Regions from separate parts of the Homo sapiens genome. Here region 1 is linked to region 2. The links are chromatin contacts, found by Hi-C in ENCODE. All regions are on one chromosome and are shown on one strand. Each heading gives the region's core, a stretch centred on a gene start or an enhancer-like site at or near the end of the contact. The rest is flanking DNA. Distances are from core to core; before and after follow the strand shown. Region 1 holds the start of MCM10 (minichromosome maintenance 10 replication initiation factor). Region 2 overlaps FRMD4A (FERM domain containing 4A).

Region 1 (3,689 bases), core at 506-3,005, 500 kb before region 2:
CTATCGGCACGGAAAAGCCACATTCAATGGATTTTAAAAAATCTATTTGCCTAATTGTTTCTCAAAATCACCTCCACTTCTTTTCTCAAAGTCACCACTATACTAATTCCAATAAAAAGTGCTTGATTCTTCACTTAAGGAAGGTTTGCGGGCTTAGGTTGGTTCTGTTTCTGACTCCTTGCCCGGAACTGGATGCAAAGAGGACCTGGAAAGTGAAGGTGAAGAAAAGAACTTCAGAGTACTGATCAGAATTAGTCAAGGAATTTCTGCATAATGGCTAAGAATAAATCTATGACGAATCTTTTTTTTTTAATAACTAGATGTAGTGATGCATTTATTTATTTATTTATTTATTTATTTATTTATTTATTTAGACAGAGTCTGGCTCTGTCGCCAGGCTGGAGTGCAGTGGCGAGATCTCGGCTCATCACTGCAATCGCCACCTCCCAGGTTCAAGCGATTCTCCGCCTCAGCCTCCCAAGTAGCTGGGATTACAGACGCGCACCACTACGCCCAGCTAATTTTTGTGTTGTGTGTGTTTTTAGTAGAGATGGGGTTTCACCATGTTGGCCAGGCTGGTCTCGAACTCCTAACCTCGTGATCCACCCACCTCGGCCTCCCAAAGTGCTGGGATTACAGGGGTGAGCCACCGTGCCCGGCCTTAGTGCCGTATGTTTAAAAGTACGCATTTAAACATACTTTTTCAATTTGATTACTAGAGTTCCTCCATTACTATGAATTTTTAACACTAGCAGCTCTCAGAAATGGTTGTATTCCTATTCCTGAGCCAATATAGGTTTAAGTAATAGGGCTGAGCTCATAAATGGAGCAGTAATATTCCATTAGGACACAGAAAAAAGTCAACGTAGATGGCATCAGGACTGTTTATCTTCAGTCTTCCTAAAGTCGATTTTAATTGTTCTGAAAATGAAAGTACGTAGTGGATAGAGATAGGATCTTATACCAAAGGGATTATTAGTGGGGGAACTGCAGTGCCTGAACAGTGTCTGCAAGGAGGAAAAGGGGGGAAAGACTTAAAGTGGCCATTTGGTCCATCAAAGTCTCTTCTGCTATCAATCCCTTGAAATTATGTAAAAGCTAAATGTTATTCTGCATTTAGAAACTATGTTCTTAGTATTATGTACAAACACTATTTTTTAGAATGTAAATACATAAAGAGGCCTGAATTTTACTGAAAAAAAAATCTGTGAAAGATATGGTCTGCTGATAAGTTCTCTTCAGCCCTGACGCCCCTTAGAAGTCCCAAAATCTATGGAACAGGAATTACTCGGGAAATGGTGGTTTCAGTGTAAAAGATGTCATCTACCCTTTCCCTCACTGCACAGATGGTGAAGGGGAAACTCAGAGAGATAAGTCACTTCCCCAAGGTCAGACAGGGTAAAAGTGGACCGGATCTGTTTGGTCCTGAGCCCAAACATTTCGAATGGACATAAGGCTGACAAAGGAACAGTCGGTCCCAGAGCGTCAGGAGTTGAGGTGGGATGGGACCGCAGGGAAAATACTGGGTGGGATGACTTAAACTTCCCGGCACCAGGGGGCGCCAGACACTCTATTTTACCTAAAGGAGACTGGCTTCTACCGACAGGAAGGTCCCTTGCCCCCAACAAAGAGGGCGTCCAATGACGTAAACCAATCCGATTGCTCTGTGCCAGGGCCGGGATTCGCTGGCGTAGCCAGTCAGTGCTGCCCCACAGCCGCGTGCGTCTGACGTCAAGGCAGGGGCGGGATCCGGTTGGAATTTTGGCGGGTTCAGCTGTGAACGAAGAAGGCGTCCCGGCATCGGGTGAGGAGCGCGGGCCCCGGGCGTGCGTGTGACCCTCGGGCGGCGGGGCCGGGGCCGCCTCGCACGTCTCTGCGCGGGTTGCAAGGGGTCCGAGGCTAGAGGCGCGGGGTCCCGGGAGCTCGGGTGGGCGCGATCTGGATTTGGCGGCAGCTTGGGACCGCTCGGAGCTGGCATGGCCGGGCCGGGGGCTGGGAGTTGCTGGCCGTCTACTAAGGAATCGGGTTCTTCCTTTTAAACGCAGCCTTTTAAGTGCTTGCCAAGTGCCTGCCGCCTGGGCTTTCTTTTATTCATTCATTCATTCATTCATTCATTGGTTTCTCGTATTCATGATTTGCCAATGATTATTGAATGCGGACGGTGTGCATGGCTCGGATCACATTTCCGCTGCCTTCACAGCGCTTACAGTTTAAAGGCACGAGCAGGTAGTAAACAAATGCACGACAGTGGACGACTCAGGGTGGTCCAGAAAGTCTCAGAAAGATGAGTAAGTGGAGACCGAAGGGCGAGAAGGACCTGGGGGGAGCTTTCTTCGACAGAGCCTGAGACCTCAAAGCAGCTTAGTGTGTTCCAGAAGGTGGAAGCGGGCTGGCCCGGCTGGAGCATCGTTATGGGTGTCGGGGTGGGTAGAATTGGACGTGGTGGATTGTGGAAAATGTGAGGGAGTAGAAAGCTTGGAAAGAGAGAGAGAATATGAATCATTGCCTCGCAGGCTTTGTAGATTTTTTCTAAGGGCAATGGAAAATCATTAAAGAATTTCAATGAAGGGACCCCCATGATCTGATTTATGTTCCTAAAGGTTACTAAGGAAAGGGAAGATTACCGTGGCTGTCGTATGCAGAACAGATTGCACGGGGACAAAGAGACCAACATAGAAAGCTAACACAGTCATTGGGTTAAAGGTTGACGGTGGCTTGGCCTAGGGTTCTGGCAGTGAAGTTGGAGAGAAGTGGCAGATTTGAGCAGTGTTTTGGAGATGGGACCACAGTACTTGTCAGTGGCCGTGGATTTGAGGGCGAGGGAGGGTGCACAGTTTCATTTTGGGGGAAGGCAAGGCCGGTTACAGACTTGAACGAGACAGTTTGCTCCTAACGCTCAGGAAGCTTACTGTCCAATAGGTTCCCCAGTAGATAGCACAGTGTGTGGCACATGAGGGATCCGTGGAAATGTTGGTTGAATGAATTTTTAAAAAGCGGCCAGGCGCGGTGGCTCACGCCTGTAATCCCAGCGCTTTGGGAGGCCAAGGCGGACGGATCACCAGGTCAGGAGATCGAGACCATCCTGGCTAATACGGTGAAACCCCATCTCTACTAAAAATACAAAAAATTAGCCGGGCGTGGTGGCGGGCGCCTGTAGTCCCAGCTACTCGGGAGGCTGAGGCAGGAGAATGGCGTGAACCCGGGAGGCGGAGCTTGCAGTGAGCCAAGATCGCCCCATTGCACTCCAGCCTGGGTGACAGAGACTCCGTCTCAAAAAAAAAAAAAAGCACCTTTGGGAGTCCAAGGCTGATGGATCACTTGACATCAGGAGTTCAAGACCAGCCTGGGCAACATGGCGAAACCCTGTCTCTACAAAAAACACAAAAATTAGCCGGGTGTGGTAGTGCACGTTTGTAATCCCAGCTACTTGGGAGGCTGGGGCAGGAGAATCACTGGAGCCTGGGAGGCGGAGGTTGTAGTGAGCCAATAGCACCACTGCACTCCAGCCCCAGCGACAGAGCGAGATCCTGTCTAAAAAAAGAAAAGAAAGTACCATAATCACTGTAATTAGTTCCTTGACATTGAACTTGCCAAAGAGCACATGTAAGTTAAATAAGAGCCTAGAAAAATGTATACTTTCTTACTTGCAGTTTAAAAAATAACCTTAAATGAAAAGAGAAGTGCACAAA
Region 2 (4,122 bases), core at 1,592-4,091:
TGGTGCACGACGAGCAGTCGTCCATGGGGTCTGAGCCGTTGCTGCTACGAGTCCGCGGGGTGTAGAAGTCGGGGCTCCCGGTGTCGTTTTCCGAGCCCAGGAGCTTGCCCTGGGACTCCAGGCTGGAGCTCCGGTGCCTAAAGTGCAGTGCGAGGCTGTGCAGTCGGGTGGGGCTGATGTCCACCGACCTGCCGGGAGACGACCCGGGTTGGTCTGGGGGTGGGGAGTGGGCCCAAGGAGGGGTGCTCCGGGGAGGAGGGGGTCCTGAGGAGGGCACTGGGTGTCTGCACGCGGGCGCAGGCCCCAGCCCAGCAAGCCAGAGTCTCACTCAGCAGGGCTGCCCCAGGGATCCGGGAACTGCCCATTGCGGGAGGTGAACCTGGGGTCTCCACCATGATTCCCAGTGGGAAGTGGGACTGAAGCTAGGACTCACAGAAAGGTTTCGATTTCTGGGTTTTTTTTTTTTTTTAAATAATTCTATAGACACAAAGAGAATCACAGAATCCTTAGTATCATGTTAAACCAGATAGGGCTGGGCACTGTGGTCCACGCCTGTAATCCCAGTGCTTCAGGAGGCTGAAGAATTGCTTGAGCCTGGGAATTTGAGACCATCCTGTGCAACACTGTAAGACCTCATCTCTTACAAATAAATTAGAAAATTAGCTGGGTGTAGTGTTGTACACCAGGGGTCCCAGCTAGTCAGGAGGTTGAAGAGGGAGGATCACTTGAGGATGCAGTAAGCTATGATCAAACCACTGCACTCCAGCCTGGGCAACAGGGCAAGACCCTGTCTCTCTTAAAAAAAAAAAAAAAAAAAAAAAAAGAAAACACAAACCAGATGAAATGTCCCTATTTACAGATCAGATAAAAGCAGTCCTACAGAGGCCCTTCATATTGTTTAACCAAATACTATTACATGATCCATATAAATAGACTCCCCTTTCCTGTGAAAACTGGGAAATAGAAGGTTGGTGGCAAATGAGATAATTAAACAATGAATGATGCAAATACTCACCATACCATTACTTTATAATTCATTCTGCTCGTTTGAGTCCACTCAGGGCTTAGGGAAGTGCAAAACAGTATCACATGGCAGATGATGTTGCCCGATGCTGGGACTGCATGTGAACTTCACAGCGGCCCCACGGGCCAAGCACAGGAAGAGGCGAGTCCCACTTCCGACTGCCACTCAGAAGGGGGATGAAAGCCCCCATCACGTGGCCCTCCGTGATCTGGTTTGCTTCTTTTTAGAAAAAGAAGGTGTGGCTAGGAGCGGTGGCTCACGTCTCTAATCCCAGCACTTTGGGAGGCCAAGGTGGGTGGATCACCTGAGGTCAGGAGTTCCAGACCAGCCTGGCCAACATGGTGAAACCCCGTCTCTACTAAAAAATACAAAAATTAGCCAGGCGTGGTGGTAGGTGCCTGTAATCCCACCTACTTGGGAGGCTGAGGCAGGAGAATCGCTTGAACACGGGAGGCAGAGGTTGCAGCGAGCCAAGATCGCGCCACTGTACTCCAGCCTGGGTGACAGAGCAAGACTCCATCTCAAAAAAAAAAAAAAAAAAAGAAACAGAAGGTGTGATTCACTGAAGCCTCATTTTTGCCTGGCTCTTTTGCTCTTTATGAATTTACATTTTGAGGCACTAAAGGAAGTCCAGTATAAATTTAGGCCTCAGTAGAAAGATAGAAGACCTCTTCCCATGCTAACCCAGCCAGCCTCTGTGGCCTCTGCTTTGCTTAGGAAACTTTCCATGCTCCCTGTCTCCAGAAGCCCGGGGATTCTTTGGCTGACTCCAAGTGCCCTGTGCATGGGTCTCTTGGCTAACGGGGGTTGACTGCTGCCAGCTTGGTTTTTTATTCCGCTTCATTTATCCTCCCAGGTTCAGGTCTGACTGTAGCTCATCCATTATTTGGGCCAGCTTGGGGCTGACAATGCCCAATTTTAAAAAGGAAGGCTTGGTCTGAGCAGGAAGGCCAGGCAGACTCACCTCGTGGAATGGACGTAGTGGGGACTCCGGACCCGCAGGTCTGGCGTGGACGGCATGCTGGACTGGGAGTTCCAGTGCGGGAGGCCGCGGATGGGGCTGTTCTGCAAGGAGTTGCTTCCTCCGCCGGCTTCCGCACAGCTTCCTGTGCTGGGGAAGCGCTTGTGGCTGCTGCAAAGCCAAGGATGCCACGTGGTCACCGCCAGACAGACAGCACCTTTCCTGGGGGGCTGGCTAGTTCAGGACAATGATCCCAGCATGTGGGGAAAGCTCGCCCGTGACTCCCACCTCGCTTGGTCAGACCTCTACTGTGGTTCTCAGCCTTTCCCCAGCAGGGGGTATGCCCTCCCCCCTCCCAACCTAGGCAATATGAGAGGAAAACCCTGGTCAGCCTTCTCTGTGTCAGGCAGTGTGACGGTCCTGCCCTTACAGTTTTTGTTTTCCAAGAAACAAATATTTACCTGTCCTGGCACCCCCCTTGGAGCTTGGTAGGGTGATTAAAGGAAATGGGAAAAACAGAGAAGCAGACCGAAAATGCCTTCCCCCCCAAAAAAAACCTCCCTACAAAGTCAGCCCGGTAATGAGCTGATAATACACAGCTTGGATTACAGCTGCTTGGCTGGAGAATTCTGCTGGATGAGGGGGTAGAGTTCTGAACCACTCTGCATTTGCTCCGAGTGGACTTTCACTTGCTATTTCAGAATAGCGCTGCCTGAGATTTCCTAATTAATTCCTCTGGAATTTAACAGCATTCAAACCATCTGCCATCACGTTGATTGTGGGCCAAAGCCCCAATTTCTCTGAGTCACAAAAATGTACCTCAACAGTGTCGGCAGCAGAGGGCGCTGTGAGCACGGCCCCGTGAAAGGCAAACCCCACGGGGAGGAACTAGGTTGATGTGGATTTTGTCACCGTGGATGCTACTTGGGACGGCCCTTTGATTCTTCCAGAGCATAGAGGGAGGCCTCATTTGGCCTCATTCACGATGCAGCTCACCTGGAATGGCTGTGAGAGGAGCGCTTCTTGACCTTCTCATAGGGTTCATCTAAAGAGGACTCACTCCACATTTTGGGCTTGATGGGTGACTTGTCATAGTCGTTGCGGTGATAGTGCATCTGTCGGAGTCCCTCCAGGGACTGGGGAGGAGGAGGCCTGTTGTGCGACGGTGGCCGAGGAGGGAGTCCCTTGTGAGGAGAATGTAGGGGGGATATTGTGCTGGTAACCTGAGAGTCTTCTGCACAAAGACAGGAAGAGAGGAACTGAGCCCCGGTCATCCTTCCCACAGGCTGAGACAGAACCCCTACACCCCTCCACCCGCACCTTGGAGCCACACAGCCAAACCCACACCTTCACCCCTGTGATGAGAAACCCTGAAACTCTTCCCCAGTTGCCAAGACAAGTCAAGACGAGTCAAACCAAACCAGGGCAAGCCAAACCTCCACTGCAGGCGGGATTGCATGGGAAGAGATGCGTCACTTTTGATTAGACACGAATGGAGTGAAGTCTGAACGTCATTAAATACCACCAACAAATGACTGCTTCACACTAAACAGCAAAATGTAGTTACTGCTGTAGTGCTAAGTTGTCTTTCAACAGATGCTAAGCATCTGATTCACTGTGGGAGGGTCTGAGTTCTGGGAGAGTTTTGTCTGTTTCATCTGCTGCTAGATCCTCAGCCGACACATAGTAGGTGCTTGATAACCATTGGTTGGAGAAGAAAAAATGAATGAGGGTCTATATGTCCATTGTAAATACCTGCTGGGTGGATCGGGTGTCTACTCTGCTTTTTTCCCCCAGAGCTGTGTTTATTCTCTTTTAATCTCTTCCTCTATATTTTAATTTTGAAACTGCCTTAACTTTTTTAAGGAGATGAGCTACAAAGATTATGTATTAATAAATGATTCCCTGCCTCCAGGAAAGAAATGATCTAACACGTCAGTGCGCTAGAGGACTTTCAGAAAAAGCAAATTCAGTGAGTCTAGGAGGTGCTGTGGGAGAGGCTGGTCTTGAAGGGGCTTGAGCAGTGGGCAGGCAAAGAGGAGGAGGAAGGAAGGGCTTGAACCAAAGTGTGGAGGCCCTGAGGGCAGGGTACCAGCTGCAGGCACATCTGGCCAGGCAGGGGCTGGTGAGGAGGGGC

Evidence for each region. A loop is a pair of places that touch in the nucleus more often than their neighbours do. Pooled maps may share reads with other maps.
Region 1: a pooled map shows a loop between it and region 2 (8-fold over the local background). The contact joins the promoter of MCM10 here to the enhancer-like site in region 2. A Hi-C loop is called at or near these places in 6 of 50 pooled maps.

What each region holds. Positions count from the first base shown.
Region 1 is chr10:13,159,803-13,163,491 of GRCh38, forward strand. It overlaps MCM10 (minichromosome maintenance 10 replication initiation factor), which reads left to right and starts at 1,756. Exons shown (of 20, transcript NM_018518.5): 1 at 1,756-1,804. It also overlaps the pseudogene RPL36AP36. RefSeq lists silencers at 1,505-1,818, 1,841-2,020.
Region 2 is chr10:13,657,335-13,661,456 of GRCh38, forward strand. FRMD4A (FERM domain containing 4A) reads right to left here. Exons shown (of 25, transcript NM_018027.5): 20 at 2,982-3,219; 21 at 1,989-2,156; 22 at 1-188. Among named protein-coding and RNA genes, the nearest start is that of PRPF18, 72 kb to the left of the region's middle. RefSeq lists enhancers at 2,934-2,983, 3,314-3,373. Within about 2 kb of position 2,842, at least 15 of the 41 ENCODE cell types and tissues checked have a DNase peak (open chromatin) inside an H3K27ac peak, as active enhancers do.